Linked DNA regions of Homo sapiens: region 2 is linked to region 1. A link is a contact called in ENCODE Hi-C or POLR2A ChIA-PET data. All regions are on one chromosome and are shown on one strand. Each heading gives the region's core, a stretch centred on a gene start or an enhancer-like site at or near the end of the contact. The rest is flanking DNA. Distances are from core to core; before and after follow the strand shown. Region 1 holds the start of SLC25A25-AS1 (SLC25A25 antisense RNA 1). Region 2 overlaps SLC25A25 (solute carrier family 25 member 25).

The links. Hi-C counts contacts between places; a loop is a spot of excess contacts on that map. ChIA-PET counts read pairs that join two places held with the same protein, here RNA polymerase II (POLR2A). Pooled maps may share reads with other maps.
Region 2: a loop to region 1 is called in a map of gastrocnemius medialis, with 3 times the contacts of the local background. The contact joins the enhancer-like site here to the promoter of SLC25A25-AS1 in region 1. A Hi-C loop is called at or near these places in 11 of 168 maps with a recorded cell type or tissue (B cell, K562, PC-9 and 7 more), 15 of 37 single-sample maps with no recorded cell type and 22 of 50 pooled maps. POLR2A ChIA-PET finds 5 or more read pairs at or near these places in 27 of 52 experiments (A549, B cell, CD4-positive, alpha-beta T cell and 22 more).

The regions. Positions count from the first base shown.
Region 1 is chr9:128,117,181-128,123,064 of GRCh38, reverse strand. SLC25A25-AS1 (SLC25A25 antisense RNA 1) reads left to right here and starts at 4,331. Exons shown (of 5, transcript NR_033374.1): 1 at 4,331-5,142; 2 at 5,230-5,355. PTGES2 (prostaglandin E synthase 2) reads left to right here. Exons shown (of 7, transcript NM_025072.7): 5 at 1-131; 6 at 586-703; 7 at 1,792-2,372. The coding sequence ends at 1,920.
Region 2 is chr9:128,079,538-128,085,421 of GRCh38, reverse strand. The region is part of intron 1 of SLC25A25 (solute carrier family 25 member 25); the gene reads right to left. Among named protein-coding and RNA genes, the nearest start is that of SLC25A25, 14 kb to the right of the region's middle. Within about 2 kb of position 3,066, at least 15 of the 41 ENCODE cell types and tissues checked have a DNase peak (open chromatin) inside an H3K27ac peak, as active enhancers do; they include gastrocnemius medialis, where a contact is called at or near this core.

The sequences.
Region 1 (5,884 bases), core at 3,082-5,581:
ACGCCCACCGAGGCTCTGGCGTCCTTTGACTACATTGTCCGCGAGGGCAAGTTCGGAGCCGTGGAGGGTGCCGTGGCCAAGTACATGGGTGCAGCGGCCATGTACCTCATCAGCAAGCGACTCAAGAGCAGGCAAGTGTGTGTGCACATCCGGGGCCTGCTGTCCCCGAGCCTCCGGTGCCACGAGCAGTGGTGATCCCATCACACCCCTCAGGAGACCAGCGGGAGGCCGAGGCCTAGGGCAGGTGGGAAACGCATTATGGATTATGGGTCCCTTGGCCAAGATGGGACTTGGACCCAGAGCTCCTGCTCACCTCCCCTGGGGACAGCAGGGCTGGCCTTGAAGCCGGAAGCCTGGGCCCTGACTGGCGCCTCCTCTGTGGCTTTCTCCCTGGCCTGGTCTCTTGCCTTTACCACAGCCTCCCCGTCTGGGACGGATGCTCCCTGAGGCGTCTGCAGATGTGATGCTCTCACCTGGGGTGCCGTCCTGGCTTCCACACCTCCCCCCTCTCCCCAGAGGAGACCCTCTTCCCTGCTGGGCTGGGAGTGGGGGCTCCCCTGAGGGGCTTTTCCCTTCCCCGCCCAGGCACCGCCTCCAGGACAACGTGCGCGAGGACCTCTATGAGGCTGCTGACAAGTGGGTGGCTGCTGTGGGCAAGGACCGGCCCTTCATGGGGGGCCAGAAGCCGAATCTCGCTGATTTGGTGAGTGTGGTGGTGGCAGGTGGTGCCTGGACCGAGGGTTCTGTCCTCAGAGTGGGGGAGGTTTGCAAGGGAAAGCCTGGACGGTGCTTGCATCTTGCCAGAGGAACCTGCCTCTCTCTGCCATCACGGACAGAAACTCGCCTCGAAGTGGCTCCAGGAGAGAAACAGATGACCAGGAACCGCCTTGGTTCACATAACTGACAAGTTCAGGGAACGGGTTGGCTTCGGGCCCTGCTGGATCCAGAGGCCCGGGTGGTGTTACCAGAGCCCAAGCTCTACCTGTCGCCATCAACACTGCCCTCCCTGGAGTTGGCTTCAGCCTCAGGCGGGCTGGGTCCGGTGCTCCAGGCTTCTCCCAGAAAACCCCTGGGAGGGCGTCTCACTGGCCTGGCTTCACTGCCCTTTTTCCTTTTGTTTTTTTTTGTTGTTGTTGTTTTTGTTTTTTTTTTGAGACCAAGTCTCACGCTGTCACCCAGGCGGGAGTGCAGCGGTGCAGTCTTGGCTCGCTGCAACCTCCGCCTCCCAGGTTCAAGCAATTCTTCTGCCTCAGCCTCCTGAGTAGCTGGGATTACAGGCCTGTGCCACCATGCCCGGCTAATTTTTGAATTTTTAGTAGAGACAGAGTTTCAGTATGTTGGTCAGGCTGGTCTCGAACTCCTGACCGCAGGTGATCCATCCACTTTGGCCTCCCAAAGTGCTGGGACTACAGGCGTGAGCCAGCGTGCCTGGCCCACTGCTCATTTTTAAAACTGTCCTGCCCCTGGGTGACCTGGGTCTTGAAACTGGGTGGTGGGGTCTCTTCTCCCCCATCTCAGGACCTGAGATGAGGGGAGGGCATTTATCCCAAGGAAACTTGCTGGGGGGCAGGGTCTGTGGCCCAGAAAAGGGGGTACAGATGTGAAGCAGGCGAGACCTGCAGCCACCCCACATGCTTTGTTCAAACCCTCACCTGTGCTGTTGGCCCTTGAGTGGGTCACGAGCTCCAAGGGGGGAGGGGACGGGACCTGGCCACACAGCTGGCAGGGAACGAAGGAGGTCTGGATGCCTGTCAAACCAGCTATGGTGACACGTTTCTGTTCGTGCCCCAGGCGGTGTATGGCGTGCTGCGTGTGATGGAGGGGCTGGATGCGTTCGATGACCTGATGCAGCACACGCACATCCAGCCCTGGTACCTGCGGGTGGAGAGGGCCATCACCGAGGCCTCCCCAGCGCACTGAATGTCCCCGCGCAGAGCAGAGGGAAGGCAGCGGAAGACGCCAGCTGCCAGGGCCTGGGGCCACTGGGCCAGCGCCTGGCGATACTGGTTGGGGGCAGGATCATTCTGCCCCTTGTCCACGCACCCCCACCAGCCCTCTCGCTTCTAACACAGGGCACCTGCTGGGGCTCAGGGATGTTAGGGACGAGTTCCAGCCCTGCCACTGCCCTGGGGCGACCCCTCCCTGTCCCTGCCTCCCTGCTCTGCCGCCCCTCTTCCTGGACCCTCAGTGGCTGTCCCATGGCTACATCCTGTGGGTGGGGGCCCTCGACAGGACAGCAGGACGGTTTGTTTTCAGTGGAATCCCATCCCTGGGTTCCCCTGGTTCCCACTCTTCCCAAGCCTCCCGGGACTGGGACATGTTTGCAATAAAGGAAAGGTTTGTGGCGCCTGTCATGGCAGGCATCTCATGGAGCTCCGTGTGGCTGAGTGCTGCGTGGGGCTGGCGGTCAAGGGAGGCATCAGGCTTGGGCTGTGCCAGCCCTTGTGGTAACTAACCGCTGGCCTGGGGCTTCCCAGGTGTCAGGCACGGTACGGCTCCGCAGGCTTTGTGTGGCATCGTCCCCAGGATACCACTCAGGGCACACAGCTGGGCCGTGGAGCCCAGCAGCCAGAGTGCAGGTCGGGGCACCCTACCCACGGTGGGGCTCTGCAGTGGGGTCACTCATCAAGCCTCAGTTTCTTCGTCTGTCCCCGCCTTGTGGGAGAGTTCAGTGATAGGAGCAGGTGCAGTGCACAGAGCCGGGTCACCTGGTCCAGGGCACCAGGCTATTCAGACCCCTGCTCTACAGACAGAACCAAGCCCTCTCAGGTGGCGGCCCCGGGCTTCAGCTCCAGGCTGGGCCAGGCTTTATGGGAGAAGAGGCTCTGCCTTCCAGGGTGAGTGTGGGTTGTGGGTGGGACCCCCTTTCCTGCACAGAGTACCCAGGATGGGGCTCCCCAGTCCCGACTTAACTGAGGTGGGGTGGCCTGCTAGGGACCCTCCAGAGGCCAGTGAGCCCAACTCCACCCACTGGCCCTTCCGACTGGGGGGACTGGGCAACGTCCCCATACCCTCTTGAGAAACTTTTTTGTTGTTTTTTTTTATTTTTTGAGACAGGGTCTCGCTCTGTCACCCAGGCTGGGATGCAGTGGTGCAATCATAGCTCACTGCAACCTCGACCTCCCAGGTTCAAGTGATCCTCCCACCTCAGCCTCCAAGTAGCTGGAACAGGTGCACACCAACATGCCCAGCTAATTTTTTGTTTTTTATATTTTGTAGATCCTGGGTTTTGCTGTGTTACCCAGGCTGGTCTCGCACTCTAGGGCTCAAGGGAACTGCCCGCCTCAGCCTCCCGAAGTGCTGGGATTACAGGAGTGAGCCCCGACGCCCAGCCAGGAAACTTTTAAAGTTTTATTTTCTTTATTAGTATTTTTAAAACAAAATAACTCATGTTCCTGTAATAGCTACCATTTGAGTAAGGTAGAAGTGAGCGCTCGAGGCAGGGAGTGTGACGTTTGGAAGCAGGTGGCTGTGCAGTTGGTGACCTCCGTTTTTCCCACGGGGTTGGTCTGCCACCGGCTGTGTTCTCATCCCCATCCTGGGCGTCTGCCTGTCGGCGTATGTCACATTGGCTTGTTCTCATGGCGCATAGTGCCCTGCCGCCTGGATGCACCACAGTCCTTCAGCCAGCCCCCACTGTGTGCCCTCTGTGGGTGTTAACTCCAGGTACTTGGGCTGCAGGGTAGAGGAGGCAGCCAGGCCTGAGGCTGTGCCCATCTGTGGCCTTAGGAGTCACAGCAGCCGCTTCTGAGAGGCCAACAGGTATCAGGGCACCCAGAGCCACCACTGTGTCCAGAACGGCATTTCCACTTCACTGGCCAGGTCTAAAGTCCTGAGGGGCCTTTGCTCCAGGGACCCAGGGTACCTCCCTCAGCAGGGCAGGAACTAGGCCAGGAATACCATGGGGCACTGAAGGAGGAGCCTCCCTCTATCCCTGTAACCCTCCATCCCTGTACCTCTCCATCCCTCCATCCCTGCACCCCTCCGTCCCTGTGCCCCTCTATCTCTCCATCCCTGCACCCCTCCATCCCTGTACCCCATCCCTGTACCCCTCCGTCCCCCATCCCTGCACCCCTCCATCCCTGTACCCCTCCATCCTTCCATCCCTGCACCCTCCATCCCTGTACCCCTCCATCCCTCCATCCCTGTACCCCTCCATCCTTCCATCCCTGCACCCTCCATCCCTGTACCCTTCCATCCCTCCATCCCTGCATCCCTCTGTCCCTGCACCCCTCCATCCCTCCATCCCTGCACCCCTCCTTCGTTGTACCCCTCCATCCTCCATCTCTGCATCCCTGCACCCCTCCATCCTCCATCCCTGTACCCTTACATTCTCCATCCCTGCATTCCTCCATCGCAGCATCCCTGCATGCCTCCGTTCTCTGCATCCCTCCACCCCAGTATCCCTGCACCTCTTCATCCCTCCATTCCTGCATCCCTCTATTTTTCCATCCCTCCATTCCTGTATCCCTGTGCCCTCCATCCTCCATCCCAGCATCCCTCCATCCCTGCTCCCCACTCTCACTTCCCTTCCCTTCACAGACAGGCTTTTCCTGCCATCCTCAGACCCCACCCAGGGTTACCTGATGCCTTTCCAGCTGCACACGGGGACTGACTCACCTCTCTCTTTCTCAGTCCCAAAGTCCCGAAAGAGAGCATCTGATGTGGTCAGCTTGTGACAAGGCGTCCACCTTCTGTCCATGACATGGAGGCCAGGGGAAGGTCTCACTGCCCAGCACCCCACCCTGTGCTCCCAGGCCTTTTGAATGTTCCTCCTGCTCAGCCCAGTGACTGCGGGCTGTGGCTCCTCCTCCAGCCTCCCCTCGAGGTCCTGGTCTTACTTAGGAGGCCCCGGGTGTAGATGCCTTCCCACCCACCAGGCATTGCCCCTTTTCCTGGCTTCACAGACTCGGGAATAAAGTTTCCTTCTGTTTCCCCTCTTGCAGAAGGAGATCCGGTTGGCAGCTAAACCGCGCTGGGAACAGGGGCCTGAGTCCTGGACTAGGGCTCTTTCCCCGGGGCTGCTGCAGATGGGGAGGAGCCTACACCCGCCTCCCGAGTGCTAATCAGACCTGACAGGCTGGAGAATGGCCAGTCAGCCTGAGGCCACCGCGGGACACCACCTAGGCCCAGCTTCTCCCCGTGAGTATCTCTCTCCCAAGAGGTAACAACTCCACTTCAGTTTCCCCAATGTTTCTCCGTCAGACTTCTTGGCGTGTTTTCCCGCAGCCACCAGAGGGCGCCAGAGCCCGCCAAGCCTCGTAGGAGATGGCAACAGGGCCTGCTGCTGCCACCTAGCGGCCAATTCCGGGAATGAATCTCGGCACGCTCATTACCCAGCGACTCTGCCCATCTGTAAGTAAAATGGGCTTAGCTGTAAGGGTCCAAAGATGAGTGGCTAGGAAAAAACATGTCTCTTGAGGTTGGGCACAGTGGCTCATCCCTGTAAGCCCGGCACTTCAGGAGGCTGAGGTGGGAGGGTCACCTGAGCCCAGGAGTTTGAGGCTGCAGTGAGGTTATGATTGTCCCACTGCACCCCAGCCTGAGTGACAAAGTGAGACCCTCTCAAAAAAAAAAAAAAAAGAAGAAGAAATGTCTCTTCTTAGGAACGGGCCCCAAGCCAGGATTCCATGGCCCATTAGTGCCATCCTCAGGTCACGGCATGGCCCCTGTGGTCATTTTTTCTTTCTTTGTTTAAAAAATAGAGGCCGGGGAGGTTGCAGCGAGCCGAGATTGCGCCACTTGCCCTCCAGCCTGGGCAACAGAGCAAGACTCCGTCTCAAAAAAAAAAAAAAAAAGAGGCCAGGAGCAGTGGCTCACGCCTGTAATCCCAGCACTTTGGGAGGGTGAGGCGGGTGGATCACTTGAGGTCAGGAGTTTGAGA
Region 2 (5,884 bases), core at 1,817-4,316, 36 kb after region 1:
CTGGGCTCAAGTGATCCTCCCATCCTGGCCTCCTCACCTTGGATTACAGATGTGAGCCACCACACCTGTTCCAATTCTTTTTTTTTTTTTGAGACGGAGTTTTGCTCCTGTTGCCCAGGCTGGAGTGCAGTGGTGTGATCTTGGTTCACTACAACCTCCGCCTCCTGGCTTCAAGTGATTCTCCTGCCTCAGCCTCCCGAGTAGCTGGGACTACAGGCGCCCGCCACCACACCCAGCTAATTTTTATATTTTTAGTAGAGACGGGGGTTTCACCATGTTGGCCAGGATGGTCTTGAGCTCTCGACCTCAAGTGATCCTCCCACCTTGGCCTCCCAAAGTACTGGGATTACAGGTGTGAGCCACTCTGCCCGGCCCAATATATATTTTTTAAAACATTTTTCTTGCGTCTTTGATTTCCTTGTAGGTTAATATAGTACATTTCTTTCCTTTCACATGTAGCTTTCTTGGGTAGGATGAATCACCCATATCCAAGGATAGACTGCCAAGTGTAACCCTCTTGTAAAAGTAGCTTATAAACATCAATAGAATCTGGTTAAGAGGAGGTTAATACCTGCAGAAATAACCACTGTTCTAAGAATCTAGACAATAGAGGCTGATGGTGTCAATGAAAAGAATCGAATTCTGTAAAATATTTAAAGAGGTTTATTGTGAGCCAAATATAAGTGACCAAGGCCCATGATACAGCCCCAGGAGGTCCTGAGAACATGAGCCCAAGGTGGCTGGGTGACAGGTTGATTTATACATTTTAGGGGGACAGAAGTTACAAGAAGACATCAGTCAATACATGTAAGGTGTACACATTGGTTCAGCCCGGTAAGGTGGGACAACTTGAAGGCGGGGGCTTCCAGATCATAGGTGGGTTCAAAGATTTTCTGATTGGAAATTGGGGTTGAAAGGGTTATTATCTAAAAACCTGGAATCAATAAAAAGGAGTGTCAGGCCAGGCGCGGTGGCTCACGCCTGTAATCCCAGCACTTTGGGAGGCCGAGGTGGGCGCCTGGAAACCCAGCTACTCGGGAGGCTGAAGCAGGAGAATCGCTTGAACCCAGGAGGCGGAGGTTGCAGTAAGCCGAGATCGCGCCACTGCACTCCAGCCTGGGCAACAGAGTGAGACTGTATCAAAAAAAAAAAAAAAAAAAATCTGTTTTAATGTTAATGCTGGTCGGTTGTGCCTGAATTGCAGAGAGGAGGGTATAATTAGGCATGTCCCTCCCTTCCCATCATGGCCTGAATTAGTTTTTCGCGTTTACTTGGAATGCCCTTAGCACCCTGAGGTCCATTCAGTTGGTTGGTGGGGCTTAGAATGGGTACTTTTCAGAGAACAGTAATGGAATACACCTCTAGAGGGAAGTAGTGAGTCGAATCATGGGCACTTGACTTATTCCAAATTACCCTGATAAAATGCCCAGAGTATAAAGGAGCCTGGAGCACCACACACAAAGACAATTGGAGATGCCCAAGGGAGTCTTAGAAGAACAACGCAGAAAGCGAGTTCTCAGGACTGACCAACTCCACGGCAATCTCCAGGTCTCATCACCTCCTTGCTTAACTGCCTAGTACCTATCTTAGAAATATTAACACTCAGCCGGGCACGGTGGCTCACGCCTGTAATCCCAGCACTTTGGGAGGCCGAGGCGGGCGGATCATAAGGTCAGGAGATAGAGGCCATCCTGGCTAACACGGTGAAACCCCATCTTTACTAAAAATACAAAAAAAAAAAAAAATTCGCTGGGCGTGGTGTTGGGTGCCTGTAGTCCCAGCTACTCGGGATGCTGAGGCAGGAGAATGGCGTAAGCCCGGGAGGCGGAGCTTGCAGTGAGCGGAGATCGCGCCACTGCACTCCAGCCTAGGCGACAGAGCAAGACTTCATCTCAAAAAAAAAAAAAAGAAAAAAGAAAAAAAAAAGAAATATTAACACTCAGAAGCCATGAGAGGGAAGAGTAGTAACACTTTTTAGAAAGTTAACAGATGAAGCGAGATTTTATTTGACAGAAAGTCAGAATGATTAGGCTGATTGATTTGATGAGGACTGGCACAGCCAATATGGTCATATAAAAGGCCTTTTCCATAAATTAAATGAGTCATATATGCAGCTCTAAGATTTTGGCCAAAACCAGAACCCAAACCAAAACAAACAAAAAAAAACACTTTTATTTATTTATTTTTTTTTTTTGAGACGGAGTCTCACTCTGTCACCTAGGCTGGAGTGCAATGGTACTATCTCGGCTCACGGCAACCTCCACCTCCCGGGTTCAAGCAATACTTCTGCCTCAGCCTCCTGAGTAGCTGGGACTACAGGCGCCCGCCACAATGCCCGGCTAATTTTTGTATTTTTTAGTAGAGATGGAGTTTCACCATGTTGGCCAGGCTGGTCTTGAACTCCTGACCTTGTGATCTGCCCGCTTCAGCCTCCCAGAATGCTGGGATTACAGGCTGAGCCACTGCGCCCGGCCTCAAACAAAAACATGTAAAGCAGATGTACAGGCCGGGCGTGGTGTCTCACACCTGTAATCCCAGCACTTTGGAGGCGGAGGTGGGTGGATCACCTGAGACCAGCCTGGCCAACATGGTGAAACCCCATCTCTACTAAAAATACAAAAATTAGCCAGGCGTGGTGATTCTAGCTACTTGGGAGGTTGAGGCAGGAGAATCCCTTGAATCCGGGAGGCGGAGGTTGCAGTGAGCCAAGATTGCGCCACTGCACTCTAGCCTGGGCAAAGAGCGAGACTGTCTTAAAATAAAATAAAATAAAAATAATAAAGCAGATGTACAAAATGTGCAAGGGGATATGCTGTTTTCAAAATTATTTTTGGGTGGTACAGGAGTCAAGAGTTTGAAGACTCTCTTTTATATACTGATATATGGCAGTGCCAGGCTATTCCAGAGGCAGGACTGTAGCAGGTGAATGTCAGTCTCCGCTGGAATGAACCAATCAGCCAACGGAAAAACTCAGCTCCTATGTGCTGCCTGCGCTGGGCGGCTGGAGTTTCAGGCTGTAAGGCAGGACTCTTAAACGCCCACCTGATGTGACTCAGCAACAATTGGACAATGAAGAGGAGCCACAACTCACCTCATTTGGCACAAATGAAACTAAGGTATGGCAGATGACAGAACTGCAATAATGAAAAAAGGAAATCCATGATCTATTTCCATTTTAGGAAACAGAACCGGAAAATCTAGCTTTGACAAAAACTCCCTAAAGAAAACTCCTGTAACTGTGGAAGGAAAAGAGAAGTCCGGCATGAAAACCCTCAGTCTTGTGGATGGCTTCTGTTTACTCCTGGTGAAAAGCCAGTCCCCTTCGAGGTCCCAAGTTCAAGGTGAATGCATATTAAAGATGTCTTTTTCTTTTCTCTACAAGAAAGTTAGAGGCATACAAAATTTACCCAACTCTTAAGTGTAGGATTTTAAGATGTAACAAGTCAAGTTCTACAGAAGCAAGGGTCTGCTTGGAAATATGGGATTTCTACTTTATTTTTTTTGAGACAGGGTCTGGCTCTGCTGCCCAGACTGGAGTGCAGGTATGATCATGGCTCACTGCAGCCTCAACCTCCCAGGCTCAAGGGATCTTCCCACCTCAACCTCCCAAGTAGCTGGGACCACAGGCATGCCTGGCTAATTTTTTAAAATTTTTTGTAGAGATTGGGTCTCCCTATGTTGCCCAGACTGGTCTCGAACTCCTGGCCTCAAGCAATCCTCCCACCTCAGCCTCCCAAAGTGCTGGGAGTACAGGCATGAGCCACCGTGCCCGGCCTAATTTCTCTTCTTTTTCTGCTCTTATAAGAGCATGATTCTCCTTTAGATTAGACATGTGCACCAAGAGTAAGGAGCAGGGGGTGAATATGGTATGGAGGCCAGCATGTGACAACCCAATCACCTAAAATGTTCAAAAAATTTTGAAGCAACCCAACACTGGCCAGTGGGAGCCACACAATTCGTCCATGTGAGCCTACTTGTTGTACCCACCCTGTCCTTATCCTCTCCTTTCCTTCTCCCACGTGAAAAAGCAAACCAACAAATTTATTACTAAAGCAACATAAAATGTTTTTAGTTTCTGAAAACAGATCTCAGGATTGCACTCACACTGAGATGATCTGACTCAACACAAACTTAACTCTCACCAGCTGCTTGCTCTGCTTTGCACAAGGACTGCAGGCAGGAGAGAGGTCAAGGGGGTGAAACCCTCCCTGGGCTGCCTTACACGCAGCACAGCTGTTCAGGGTGGGAGGGCAACTGGATGAATGCCGGCTAATAGCTGGTTTAAACCAAGCCAGCTCTCCTAAACAATTCAGAAAAGGAATTCTTTAGCTATAGAACTATCTACCTTTAGATCCTATTTTTCCTTCTTCTGTAGGTTAGAGAGGAAGAGACTCTGGCAAACAAAAAATACACCCAAGTCGTGAATGAAAAAAGGAAAAAAGTTAACTGTGTCCATAAATGCATCACTAAGGGGTGCTGAGGAACCTTGTCTTTCTCCCTAAGATCCCCCCTACAATGCCTTTATAGGACACTGGACAAATTGCTTAACTTCTCCAGCCTGTAAAATGTGGGGAGTGAACTGAACAACCTTGAAAACGCTCCAGTTCTAACATTATATGGATTCCAACTCAATCTAAAGGCCTTAACCAAAAGCAACAACAGGGTTTTGGGCAAGTGGGATAGAAAAGGCCAACAATGGCTGGGGGTGGTGGCTCACGCCTGTAATCCCAGCACTTTGGGAGGCCGAGGTGGGTGGATCACCTGAGGTTGGGAGTTCGAGACCAGCCTGGCCAGCATGGTGAAACCTCATCTCTATTAAAAATACAAAAAAAAAATTAGCCGGGCACGGTGGCGCATGCCTGTAATCCCAGCTACTCCATGCCTCCATGCACTCCAGCCTGGGCAATGAGAGCAAAACTCCGTCTCAAAAAAAAAAAAAAGCCCAACAAGGTTGATGAAGGTGTGTACCATAGCTGGTTTTAACCAACAGGACCATTCCACTGTGTCCTATCTACTCTACAGATAAGGACTTAACAGACAGTTGGTTCTTTTTTTTTTTTTTTTTTTTTTTTGGGATGGAGTCTTGCTCTGTCACCCAGGCAGAAGTGCAGTGGCACGATCTCAGCTCACTGCAACCTCCACCTCCTGGGTTTTTTGTGGGTTTTTTTTTTGTTTTTTTGTTTTTTTTTTTTAGATGGGGTATCACTCTGTTGCCCCGACTGGAGTGCAGTGGCGTGATCTCGGCTCACTGCAACCTCCACCTCCCAGGTTCAAGTGATTCACCTGCCTCAGCTTCCCAAAGTGCTGGGATTACAGGCATAAGCCACCATGCCCGGCCCCTCCTGAGTTTTTTTAAGCGATTCTCCTGCCTCAGCCTCCCCAGTAGCTGGGATTACAAGCACGCACCACCAGGACCAGCTAATTTTTTTTTTGAGAGGGAGTCTCGCTCTGTCAGCAGGCTGGAGAGCAGTGGCACGATCTGGGCTGCCTGCAACCTCTGTTTCCCAGGTTCAAGCGATTCTCCTGCCTCAGCCTCCCGAGTAGCTGGGACTACAGGCGTGCACCACCATACCCGGCTAATTTTTGTATTTTTAATAGAGACGGGGTTTCACCATGTTGGCCAGGATGGTCTCAATCTCTTGACCTCGTGATCCGCCCGCCTCGGCCTCCCAAAGTGCTGGGATTACAGGCGTGAGCCACCGCGCCTGGCCCCTCCTGGGTTTTTTAAGCAATTCTCCTACCTCAGCCTCCCCAGTAGCTGGGATTACAGGCATGCGCCACCAGGCCCGGCTAATTTTTTTTTTTTTTTTTTTTTTTTGTATTTTTAGTAGAGACAAGGTTTTGCCAGTTGGCCAGGCTGGTCTCGAACTCCTGACCTCAAGTG